Linked DNA regions of Homo sapiens: region 1 is linked to region 2. Evidence: chromatin contacts called from ENCODE Hi-C or POLR2A ChIA-PET data. All regions are on one chromosome and are shown on one strand. Each heading gives the region's core, a stretch centred on a gene start or an enhancer-like site at or near the end of the contact. The rest is flanking DNA. Distances are from core to core; before and after follow the strand shown. Region 1 holds the start of FAM174C (family with sequence similarity 174 member C). Region 2 holds the start of PWWP3A (PWWP domain containing 3A, DNA repair factor).

The links. A loop is a pair of places that touch in the nucleus more often than their neighbours do. ChIA-PET counts read pairs that join two places held with the same protein, here RNA polymerase II (POLR2A). Pooled maps may share reads with other maps.
Region 1: a map of thyroid gland shows a loop between it and region 2 (8-fold over the local background). The contact joins the promoter of FAM174C here to the promoter of PWWP3A in region 2. A Hi-C loop is called at or near these places in 45 of 168 maps with a recorded cell type or tissue (B cell, CD14-positive monocyte, CD4-positive, alpha-beta T cell and 29 more), 8 of 37 single-sample maps with no recorded cell type and 35 of 50 pooled maps. POLR2A ChIA-PET finds 5 or more read pairs at or near these places in 32 of 52 experiments (A673, AG04449, AG04450 and 26 more).

Annotation. Positions count from the first base shown.
Region 1 is chr19:1,271,692-1,277,804 of GRCh38, forward strand. FAM174C (family with sequence similarity 174 member C) reads left to right here and starts at 3,839. Exons shown (of 3, transcript NM_017914.4): 1 at 3,839-4,139; 2 at 5,492-5,608. The coding sequence starts at 3,859. CIRBP (cold inducible RNA binding protein) reads left to right here. Exons shown (of 6, transcript NM_001300829.2): 6 at 290-3,119. The coding sequence ends at 752. RefSeq lists silencers at 1,796-1,979, 3,346-3,570, 3,469-3,528, 3,539-3,908, 4,239-4,308 and an enhancer at 4,869-4,948.
Region 2 is chr19:1,351,233-1,357,197 of GRCh38, forward strand. It overlaps PWWP3A (PWWP domain containing 3A, DNA repair factor), which reads left to right and starts at 3,727. Exons shown (of 14, transcript NM_001369789.1): 1 at 3,727-3,903; 2 at 5,092-5,217; 3 at 5,777-5,862. The coding sequence starts at 5,161. RefSeq lists silencers at 3,386-3,485, 3,471-3,631, 3,516-3,805, 3,866-3,935 and an enhancer at 3,528-4,413.

The DNA.
Region 1 (6,113 bases), core at 2,589-5,088, 79 kb before region 2:
GGTCCCAGGTCCCTGGGGGAGCTGAGATGAGACTGGCTGGGCAAGGAGCAGAGGCAGGTGGGGACCCAGGCCAAGAGGAGAGGAGACTGCTCAGGACATTCGCAGAAGCGGGAGGGCCTGGGGGACAGGCTGGTGGAGATTTTGAACAATTTCCAAGATGCTGCCCTGCTGGGGTCCTTGTTGTGTCCCCAGAAGGGACGGCTGGCATGGGGGCTGGCGGCTCAGCCTGTTGTGGCAGAGCAGAAGTAGACGGGTACCTTCCGGTACTCAACGTTTGTCTGTCTTGCAGCCGGAGTCAGAGTGGTGGCTACAGTGACCGGAGCTCGGGCGGGTCCTACAGAGACAGTTATGACAGTTACGGTAAGTCACACTCCGAGGGCGCCACGCTGCTGTGGCCTGCGGTGGGAGCTCGGTTCACCTTGGTGCCCTCTCCAAGCACTTTAGGCTGGACACTCAGACCTTGTCACTGTGCTTGCCCAGAAGAGGCGCATCTGTCCTCTCAGAGCCATTTCTATCGCAGGACGCAAAAGCCAAATGAGACTGACCAAAAAGGCAAGGGAGAGCGAGGGCCCGCTGGGCAGTCAGCTAGGTGCATGTGTGGCCGCAGGCCAGCCTCCCTCGGCTGTGGGGGGTGGTTGCTCCCCGGCCGCAGGCCGCGCCCTGGTCTGGCCTCTGGGGTGAAGCTGCCTCTTGTTGCTTCGGTGCCTTTACACTGTGCCTGCTTCTTGTCCTCAGCTACACACAACGAGTAAAAACCCTTCCTGCTCAAGATCGTCCTTCCAATGGCTGTGTGTTTAAAGATTGTGGGAGCTTCGCTGAACGTTAATGTGTAGTAAATGCACCTCCTTGTATTCCCACTTTCGTAGTCATTTCGGTTCTGATCTTGTCAAACCCAGCCTGACCGCTTCTGACGCCGGGATGGCCTCGTTACTAGACTTTTCTTTTTAAGGAAGTGCTGTTTTTTTTTGAGGGTTTTCAAAACATTTTGAAAAGCATTTACTTTTTTGACCACGAGCCATGAGTTTTCAAAAAAATCGGGGGTTGTGTGGGTTTTTGGTTTTTGTTTTAGTTTTTGGTTGCGTTGCCTTTTTTTTTTTAGTGGGGTTGGCCCCATGAAGTGGGTGCCCCACTCACTTCTCTGAGATCGAACGGACTGTGAATCCGCTCTTTGTCGGAAGCTGAGCAAGCTGTGGCTTTTTTCCAACTCCGTGTGACGTTTCTGAGTGTAGTGTGGTAGGACCCCGGCGGGTGTGGCAGCAACTGCCCTGGAGCCCCAGCCCCTGCGTCCATCTGTGCTGTGCGCCCCACAGTAGACGTGCAGACGTCCCTGAGAGGTTCTTGAAGATGTTTATTTATATTGTCCTTTTTTACTGGAAGACGTACGCATACTCCATCGATGTTGTATTTGCAGTGGCTGAGGAATTCTTGTACGCAGTTTTCTTTGGCTTTACGAAGCCGATTAAAAGACCGTGTGAAATGAACCTTGCTCTGACAATTCCCTTGCATTGCACCACACACTCCTTGCTGCGGGCTCCTGCAGCCAGACCTGAGCAGAGAGAGAAGGTGGAGAAGCAGCGGGTCTGCAAGCCTTCCCTGGGGCCTGCAGAGCTAGAAAGGGAGGCCCAGCAGACTGGCGCTGGTCAGGGTAGGGGAGCCAGGCGGGGGACGGGAGCGGGCAGCTCAGGCCTCAGGGCAGCCCTGGGAGGCTTCTGGCAGTGGTGGCCAGAGGGCTGGACTGTGCGGGCAGCTTAGCAGGGACAGTGGACGTGCACCTGACGCTGACCTGGACTGCCTCAGTCTAGAAGCAGGCCAGAGAGCAGAGGCACGTGGCATCCCAGGGCGACCTCAGACGGCCAGCCGGTTAGCTAGTTCTGCTGTTGCTTCACGAGTTCTGAGCATTCTCTGCTAGCCTATGGAAGCTGCAGCCCTCGGAGGACAGAAGTGTTGTGCGCCCAACAGAACCCTCTGAGACGCAAGCTGCTCCCTTGGCTAGCTCATATGTGGAAATAGCCCTGTAATTCGAGGTAACTCCTTCCGCTCGTGTCCACATCCCTCTTGTTGAGAGCTCACTGAAAGTCATGTGCCCGGGGAATGTTCCTGTGACTGTTTTTTGTTTTTCCTTTTTTTTTTAACTTTGTTTTTGTTTTTTTCAATTAAGCTGGAACTAAAGTCAGGCCCAGCCATTACGCTCCCCACGTGCAGCCAGGTGCAGCCTGGGCCCAGTCATGCCTGGCTCATAGATGAAATCCCTTAAGCAGGATTGAAGACCAGTGAACGCCCCCGCCTTTTGGATTTTTTGCTCAATTGACCGTCTTTTCCAGACCTCTTTAAGTCACACTCTTAACTTAGCTTTCTCTGATGTCTGTTGCCGCCATTAGTTTTTTTCTAGAGCCCACACTGGCCCACATAGCTCCATCCCATACGGGTAGCTGGCTCCAGCTGCGCCAAGGTGCAGACCCGCCCTGGGCATGCTGGCCTGTGACGGAGCCTGAGGTCACAGCCCCCTGACTAGCCTGAGACCTTCCTAGGGGCTGTGGCTGTTTCCGGGGAGGCCGGGAGGGGCAGCTGTGAGCCCTGTGGAGGACGTTGGGAGTAACGCTGCTTTGCTTTGGCAGGTTGAAGGGGCCCGGCCAGGACTCGGGGAAGGGTGGCCTGAGAGCAGCGATGACCTCTGGGGTCACTGTCCCAGGAGGGACTTCACCTGGAACAAGAGCTGGAGGCAGCCGCTTGCCCAGGAGGCTTGTCCCCTGTAAGTGCTTTCGGGAAGAGTGGCATGTGGCGCTGAGCCCTGTCCCGGGCGGCACCTGGGCGTTTCAGTGAGTCCTGCTCTCCCGCACCTATGGCCCCATGGCGGGCGCCTTTCGGTGTGTGTTGGGTGCAGGGCAGCGCCTCCCGGGAGCGCCGGGTCCCCCGCCTGGAGCCCGCGCCTGTTCTCCCTCCCTTCCTCCTCCTTCCAGGAGGCGCTTCGCCAGTGAGGTGCGGGCTCAGGGCCTCGAGTCTCTCCTGGAGCACGGGCTGCGGTGCGCCGGCAGCTTACGGGGCGGCCAGTCCTTGCCCACAACGATGTGGAGCCCTGTGAAAGTCGGATTCGAATAAAGGGCCACGTGTGCACCCAGAAAGCCGAGTCTGTGGTTCAGGGGGGTCTGTCGGCGGAGCGGGGCCACTGGAAGAAAAGCCTGCGGACCTCGGTTCAGCGCACGAGTAGGACCCGACAGGGAAGACTGCAAGGGTCATTGTCCGAGCAGTGACCGCGGGGGGCTCGCCACTGAGGGGGTTCGCAGCGCGGAGACTCCAGTCTCGCGGGATCTGAGGCGCACTCGGCTTCGAGGGAGCGGCGGCCGCGCAGCCGCTGTCAGGCCCCGTCTTGGGCCGAGTCCCGGGTTCCCTGTAGCAGGCTTGGGAGCGGGGCGCCACCTTCCTGGGCCCTGGACGTGGCCGACGCGTTCTCAGTGTCCGTGAGGCCGGGGCAGGAGTGGCGGGGGTCGCCCCGAAGTGGGTGGGAATGAGCGGCCCGAGGTCCTGAAGTCGGGGTCCGCCCCGTCTCCCCGCTGCCAGCCCGATTTCCTCGGAAGCCGCGACCCCCCACGCTGGGCTGGCAGTTCTGGGCTCTGCCGGCTGCGCCTTGCCGGGACTCCCACGGGCGGGCTCCGGGCCTCCGTCCTGATCCCTTGGAGCGGTTCGACGAAGCAAGTTCCGCGGCGGGCGCGCGGGGCACTGTGGGTAGCGCCGGGGCTCACCAGGCGGAGGCGGGGCCCGGCGTCAAGCTCCGCCTCCGCGCCCCATTGGCTGGCATCACCTCCGCGCGCCTGACTGACAGCGCGCATAGGGGCGGGGCGCCGCCACCGCTTCCGCCGGGCCATGGGGCCGCGCGTGCTGCAGCCGCCGCTGCTGCTGCTCCTGCTGGCGCTGCTGCTGGCGGCGCTGCCGTGCGGTGCCGAAGAGGCCTCGCCGCTGCGCCCCGCGCAGGTCACGTTGTCGCCGCCGCCGGCCGTGACGAACGGGAGCCAGCCGGGCGCGCCACACAACAGCACGCACACGCGTCCGCCGGGGGCGTCGGGCTCGGCGCTGACGCGCTCCTTCTACGTGATCCTGGGCTTCTGCGGCCTGACCGCGCTCTACTTCCTGATCCGGGCGTTTAGGTGCGTCAGGCGCACGTGGGCGCCGTCTCTCAGCCTTGGCCAATTAGCGCGCGCCTAGTGCGTCACGTGCCGGGCCGCGGGGTCCTCCCCTCCCTCCCTCCCTCCCTCCCTCTCTCCCTGTTGGAGTGGGCGTGGGCGGTGCTGTGCGGGGTCGTCACGTGGTGTGGGCGGTGCAGGGGCCACGGGACTCACCCGCTCTCCAGCCTGCGCCTGGGGTTGGAGGTGCCCAGCGCGCCGCCTCTTAACTCGGGGGTGACGCTGCCCGTTTCCCAGGTGGGGCCACTGAAGCCGGAGCATGCCGGGCAGGGGTCAGGCCCTGGCGGGGCGAGGGGGCCTCCTTGGCTCCTTGTCGCCGGATGCCCGTCCTCGTTCTCATCTTCCCGCCTGCCGCCAGGCCTTTCCGTGGGGTCCCGATATTTTCCTTTCTGCTTCTACCCACTGAAGCTGGTTCGTCGCCAGGGTCGGCCACGTGCCCGCCTTGGGTGCTCCCACAGCCCGGGAGGTGCAGCTGCGTCCCCAGACCCTCGCGGGGGTCTCCAGCTGTAGGCAGCCCCTGGGCAGGAGGGGCTTCTGCGTGTTCAGGCCACCCCGGCTTCCCTGGCCTGTGGCTCCAGTCTCCTCTGGGCTCCTGACTACCCAGTGTGGCTGCTTCTCCCGGGTGGGAGAGACACAGCGAGGACCTTATCCCTCCCCATCACCACCCTGGCAAAGTCAAGCCGCTTTTTATTTTTTATAAGTTTTTATTGTAGCGATGGGGTCTCGCCATGTTACCCGCGCTGGTCTGAACTCCTGGGCTCAAGTGATCCTTTTTCGTTGGCCTCCCAAAGTGCTGGCATTATAGATGTGAGCACCTGCACTCCGCCATGCTGCTTTTTATGGGCCCTGTGCAGAGCCTCCCCTGTGCTCCACACCTCTTCCTGTGGAAGCACCTGCTGCGCGCTCTCCCCTGCCTGTATGCCGCGCCCTCCCTGCCTCCCGGGCTGCTGGGGCCACCAGGGGCTTGGCCCTGAGACAGGCTTCCATTCTGTTGTCTTTGGCAAAGTCTCACCCCTGTGTGAGCCTCAGTCTTTTCATCAGTGCAATGGGAGTGACATCAGCGTGCCTCTCCTGGGGTCCTGGCGCAGGGGAGATGGGAGGGCCTGGTAGGGCACATGTCTTCTTACTGTCATCGCCATGGGAGTGAATGGTAATCACTTGGCGATTAGGACATGAAAGAAGCAGGCACAGCAAAACCAGGGAGGTCTGCAGCAGGGCTCGGGGCTCCAGTAGAGGACGGCAATGAGAGTCCTGAGGGAAGGAGGAGGCAGGGTTGGCGGGGAGGGGCCACTGACTATGCCTGGACCTACTTCCAGGTTGAAGAAGCCTCAGCGGAGGCGATACGGCCTCCTCGCCAACACTGAGGACCCCACGGAGATGGCCTCGCTGGACAGCGACGAGGAGACGGTGTTTGAGTCCCGGAATCTGAGATGGTGTGCACCCTTCCCCAGCTCTGGGGCCTCGGTGGGCAGGCTGGGCTGGAGACTCAGCAGGACCCTGGGGACTTGGCCAAGCCATGGAGTGGTCCCTGCAATCACAGCTGACAGCGGTAGTCAGGCCATGGCCCCACTGGGCAGGGCTCATCCCTTCTCCCAGCCTCCATTTACAACTTTTTTTTTTTAAACTTAAATGTTTGTCATTTATTTATTTTTGAGGTGGAGTGGCGCGATCCCAACTCACTGCAACCTCCGCCTCCGGGATTGAGGCGATTTTCCTGCCACAGCCTCCCGAGTAGCTGGGATTACAGGCACCCGCCACCACGCCTCGCTAATTTTTTGTATTTAGTAGATAGAGATGGGGTTTCACCATGTTGGCCAGGCTGGGTTCCAGCTCCTTACCTCAGGTGATCCATCTGCCTGGGCTTCCCAAAGAGCTGGGATTACAGGTGTGAGCCACCGCACCTGACCTAAGTTTTGTTTTGTTTTGAGATGGAGTTTC
Region 2 (5,965 bases), core at 2,477-4,976:
AGATTCAGTTCTGGTTCAGGCTGGAACACTAGGTGTGTGTCTGTGTGTTTTAATCTTTGATTTAGTTCATGGTTCAGTATCAAACTTAATACATTTTTCACCCATCATCAGATTAACAAAGATGAGAGAAATAATCACGCCCGGCCCTCGTGCAGGGTGTTAGATGGGCCGTGGTAATGCGGGGCTGCCGCCAATGTGAATTGGTACCTTTCTGAAAAGCAACTTGACGTCATCTGTCAAACGCCTTGAGGATGTCCAGACCCTCAGACCCAGCAATTTCCGCCTCCAGGGATTTATCATAAGGATATAATCAGAGGTGCACCAAGATTTACATAGGAGAGTTGCTTTCTGCGGCCTTATTTAAATCATGGAAAAATCAGGAATCGCTGAAATGTCTCACAATAGCGGTCTGGTTAATAAAAATACGATAGCGACCGTTGTCTTACAACGCCTTGAGTAGCAGAGGGAATTGTGTATGATACATTTCCCGCAGAAGGGGAAACGTTTTAATTAAAGCCATAACTGACGTGGAGCCGGAAGAAGCCTGTGAAAGGACGTTCTTGCATCGACCTGCCAGGCCTTTGTGCTGCCTTAGAAGCAGCCGCTTTATTGCAACTGTGAATCTCTATGGTTTAGGAGAGAAATTCATTCTTTAAACAAAATTTGAGTGAGCGCTCGGTGACACGGACTGGGCTTACAATGGTGAAGAAAACAGGACTCAGGGAACTCACAGACGAATGGAGAAGACATTTAATAAAATAAGACCTAACATTTCACCACTGGCACAAGTACTTTAAAAGCATTAATTTATTTAATACCAGAGCCAGAGGCCAGGCACGGTGGCTCACGCCTGTCATCCTAGCGTTTTTGGGAGGTCGAGGTGGGTGGATTATGAGGTCAGGAGTTCGAGACCAGCCTGGCCAACATGGTGAAACCGTCTCTACTAAAAATACAAAAAGTAGGCGGGTGTGGTGGCGTGTGCCTGTAATCCCAGCTACTGGGGAGGCTGAGGCAGGAGAATGGCTTGAACCTGGGAGGTATAGGTTGCAGCGAGCCGAGATTGCACCAGTGCACTCCAGCCTGGGCAACAAGAGCAAGACTCTGTCTCTAAAACAAATTAAAAAAATATACCTCATTTGAGCTCATAGGAGCTTTGAACTCCTGGGCTCAAGGAATCCTCCCATCTTGGCCTCCCAAAGTGTTGGGATTACAGGCGTGAGCTGTTGCCACGCTGTGTTTTGTTTTGTTTTGTTTTTGAGACAGGGTCTTGCTTTGTCATGTGGAGTGCAGTGGTGCAATCACGGTTCACTGCAGCCTCGACCTCCCAGACTCACGCAATCCTCCTGCCTCAGCCTCCTGGGTAGCTGGGACTACAGGTGTGCATCACCATGCCTGGCTAATTCTTTTTTGTTTTTGTACAGGCAGGGTCTCACTATGTTGCCCAGGCCTGTCTCCAACTCCTGGGCTCATGTGATCCTCCCATCTCAGCCTCCCAAAGCACCTCCCAAAGCACAGGCGGGAGCCACCGCACTGGGCCCCACTCCTCCTGAGGCAGAGGCTTGGATCTGGCACAGCACCCCTTCTGCTGTATTCCCTGGGCTGAAGCAGGTCACACGCCAGCCCAGGATTTTTTCTTTTTTCTTTTTGAGACAGAGTCAGTCTTGCTCTGTCACCCACATTGGAGTACACTGACGCGATCTCAGCTCACTGCAACCTCCGCCTCCTGGGTTCAAGAGATTTTCTTGCCTCAGCCTCCCAAATAGCTGGGATTACAGGTGCACACTACCACGCTCAGCCAATTTTTGTATTTTTAGTAGCGATGGGGGTTTCTCTATATTGGCCAGGCTGGTCTCGAACTCCTGACCTCAGGCGATATGTCTGCCTTGACCTCCCAAAGTGCTGGGATTACAGGCCTGAGCCACCGCCAGCTCAGATTTAACGTGAGAGGATATCAGAGACATAGTTCTTGCCAACCACCCACAGACCACCACCCCCATTTTATAGACAAACTGAGACGGCTGAGCAAGGTGGATCCTACCTGTGATCCCAGCACTTTGGGGAGCCGAGGTGGGAGGATCACTTGAGCCCAAAAGGTCGAAACCAGCCTGGCCAGCATAGCAAGACCCTCTCTCTACAAAAAATAAAAATCTTAGCCAGCCATGGTGGTGCGCACTGTGGTCCCAGCTACTCCGGAGGCTAAGGTGGAAGGATCATTTGAGCCTGGGAGGTTGAGGCTGCAGTGAGCTATGACTGGGCCGCTGCACTCCAGCCTGGGCCACAGAGCCAAACTTCGACTCAAAAATGTAAATAAAAATAAAAAACAAGTGAAAGGTGAACATTCTCAACTTGATAAAGGAAAAAAAATCAGTCGCTGAGGTTGCTGGGATCGACCGAAGACACAAACCTTCTATTCCCGCAAATGTGAGAAGGAAAAAGAAGTTAGAGCCGGCTTTGCTGTCGCCCCTTCCCCTTGAAGAGTCGGGGCCAGTGCGTGACGAATGCTGCTGTAAGTCTTTTAATTTTTTCCTTTTTTGAGACGAAGTCCCACTCTGTTGCCCAGGCTGGAGTGCAGTGGCGCGATCTCCCCTTACTGCAAGTTCCGCCTCCCGGGTTCAAGCGATTCTCCTGCCTCAGCCTCCTGAATAGTTGGGATTACAGGCATCGCCACCACGCCCGGCTAATTTTTCTATTTGTAGTAAAGACGGGGTTTCACCATGTTGGCAATGCTGGTCTCGATCTCCTGACCTCATGTGATCTGCCCGCCTCGGCCTCCTGCTGGGATTACAGGAGTGAGCCTGTATCTTTTTTATAGAGATGGGGTCTCGCCATGTTGCCCAGGCTGGTCTCCAATCCTTGGGCTTAAAGGATCTGCCAATTCGGCCTCCTTTGCTTTTAAAGAACTGTGGGGGCTGGCGAGGTGGCTCAGGCCTGTAATCCCAATACTTTGGGAGGCCGAGGCAGGCCGATCACCTGAGGTCAGGAGCTTGAGAGCAGCCTGATCAACATTTAGTATTCTCTACTAAAAATACAAAAATTAGCCGGGTGGGGTGGCGCGCACCTGTAATCCCAGCAGGAGGAGGCTGCAGTGAGCTGAGCTCGCGCCACTGCACTCCAGCCTGGGTGACAGAGCGAGACTCCGTCTGAAAAAAAATCAAAAACCGCTCAGGGAAAGGCCTGACACTGATGGAGCGACCGCTCCGGGGCTCCCGCCACCCGCGGCTGTTTCCGGTGCCCCCCGGGGTCTTGGGACCCTCCCAAGGTGGGTCCTGCTCTAGTTCAGAAGCTTATGACGCCTTTGCGGGGATGCCTGGCTTTGGGATCGGTTGGGATCTGCTGGAATTGGGTCCGTGGCGCGCAGCTCCCGGGCTGGGAGGTGCCGTAGGACCTGGAAGATTCTCGAAAGTTCTGGAAGGTTCTCTCAGGGATCGCCGCGGGCGGGGGAGCCTGTTTTCCCACCGAGACCCGCGAGGGCGGTGTCCGGGGTCTGACTGCAGGACAAAGGGCCGGGAGCGCGGGAGGGCGGCGCCCGGGAGCGGCCACACATGCCCCGCCAACCGGTCTCCTCAGGCAGCACTCCCGGGAAAAAGGGGTAGACGCGCGGCGGAAGGGGCGGGGCCGGCGCGCGGCCGTGGACGCCGGAGAGGGCGAGGCCGGCGCTCCTTGGGAGCGCGCGCGTCCCATTGGGCAGCGGGCGGAAGGGGGCGGAGCTTGGCGCCGCCGCGAGGCAAGCCCCGCCCCCGGCCCCGCGGGGAGCGGCGGCGGCGGCGGCGGCGGCGGTGGCGGAGGCGGTGAGCGCGGGCGGCGCGGACGGCAGCGGTTGGCGGGCGGGTCCTCCGCTGTTGCGGCCGCTGCGGCCTCCTTGCCCGGGCTTGGGGCGCCGCGCTGGGGAAAGCCGGGGGCCCGGTGAGCCCGCGGGATGCGTCCCCTCGGTTCCGCCGGGCGGGGCTGAGGCGAGGAGGCCGGGCCTGGGGGGAGGGGGGGCCCCGGCCTAGAGACTCCTCCGGGAGCGCCCGGTCCCTACCGCCGTGGGTCCCCCACTCTGCCCGGACCCCCTTTTCCGCCCCTGGCGCCGTGGGCCCCTCACTTTGCCTGGACTCCTTTTCCCGTCCCTGCCGCCCGGACCCCATCTCTTGCTTGGACCCGCTCCCCCATCCTTGCTGCCTGGACCCCTATCTCCTTCCCTGGATCCCCCTCACGTCTGCCGTGAACCCCATCTCTTGCCTGGACCCCCATCTGCTTCCCTGGATTCCCCACCCCCAACCGTGAAATCCCCCATCCCTGCCACCTGGACCCTCCGCTCCACCTCCTCCGTGAGCCCTCGTTCTTGCTCCCTGAGCCCCCCCGCTTCTGCTGTGACCCCCTTCTCTGTTGCCTGAATCCCCCGTTCCTGCAAGCCGCAACCCTTCCTCCGCCATGAAATCTTGTCCCTGCTGCCTGGACCCCTACTTCTGCTGCTGCTGTGATCCCCTCTCTTGCTGGAAACGCCACCCCTACCTCTGCTGGGAACCTCCTCTTCCCTGCTGCGGGGACGCCCCCCTCCGTTGTTGCTAAATTCCACCCCCACCCCCAAACCTCCTTTTCATTTCTGTCAACAGCCAAGCCAGTCCTTCCCATTGATGCTGTGAACGGTCTGCAGCTGTCCCCGTTCTTTCAGGGACATGGCAGCCAAAAGAGCAGTCGTTTTTCCGCTCTTATTTTTGTGTGTGTGCTGTGGTCAACTGTTAACTCCCCAAATTGGGGAGGGTTGTGAGCTTTGATTGTGTAAAATGCCTCTCCTGCCGAGGTCGGAGGCAGGTCTTCCGCACGGAGATGATTTATTCAGGAGCCTTTTAAAACTGATCTAGATAGAACCTTTGGGAGGGACTGTGCTGTATTTTATTTATGAAAAAATGCAGGCGCCTCCCTGGATACCGAGCCCCGTCGTTTCTGTTTGTCAGTCTGCTTTTTGGCATTGAGCATCTCAATGCAAGATTGTGGAATTAAACCATCTACTTGAGGCTAAGTCGAGCTAACCTTTGCCCCTGAGGGCTGTGTCTGCGTTAACATCGCCAGCAAACAGTTGTATAAACCACCGTGCAAATTTCGTTCCAGGACACATTGGCGTGAGACCTGGGAGTACGTTGTGCCAAATCATTGCCACTTGCCACATGAGTGTAAATGATGGCGGATGCCAAGTATGTCCTCTGCCGATGGGAAAAGCGATTATGGCCTGCGAAGGTGACAGCCATTATTCTGTAACTTCAGGACTTAGAAATGACTTTCGGGTGACAAGTAAAATCTTGATCAGGAGATACCTAGGATTTGCTTCAGTGAAATAATTGAGCCAGAACACGGTTGGCACTGATTCTCGTTCCCCATTTAATGGGGTTTTGGTCTAGTGCTTCCAAGGTTACACTTCCAGAAATGTCTTTTTTTTTTCACACTAAAAAAAAAAAAAGAATCAGCTGTAAAAAGGCATGTAAGGCTGTAACTCAAGGAAAGATCTGGCAAGCAGCCCTGTGATAGTAAATTATGGTCGTGTTCAGGGAATGCTTTCCAGCAATTCAGTAGACAGTGCTCAGCTGCAATGCAAAAGCCCAGGTCCTTGTCTTTGTCTGCCACTGGCCTCTCATGCCTCAGTTTCCCCATCTGTGAAACAATGGGGATTGGACCAAATATCTGAAATCCCATGGTTATAGGCCTTCAGGATTACCTGCTGCATTTGTGCTAAAGTTTGCCACTGTTTCTCACTGTCAGCTGTTGTAATAACAAGGATTTTCTTTTGTTTTAAATGTAGGTTTTGGCCCGAACCGCGACTTCAACAAAAAATAAGAGAAGAAAGGAATATTTTCTAGCTGTGCAAATCCTCTCTCTAGAGGAAAAGTTAAGTGTTGTGTTGTTTTAATACTGTTTTTTCCCGTGTAGATTTCTGATACTTCAATCCCCTACTCCCCCAAAACAGTTGAAGCCCAGCCCACTCTTAATG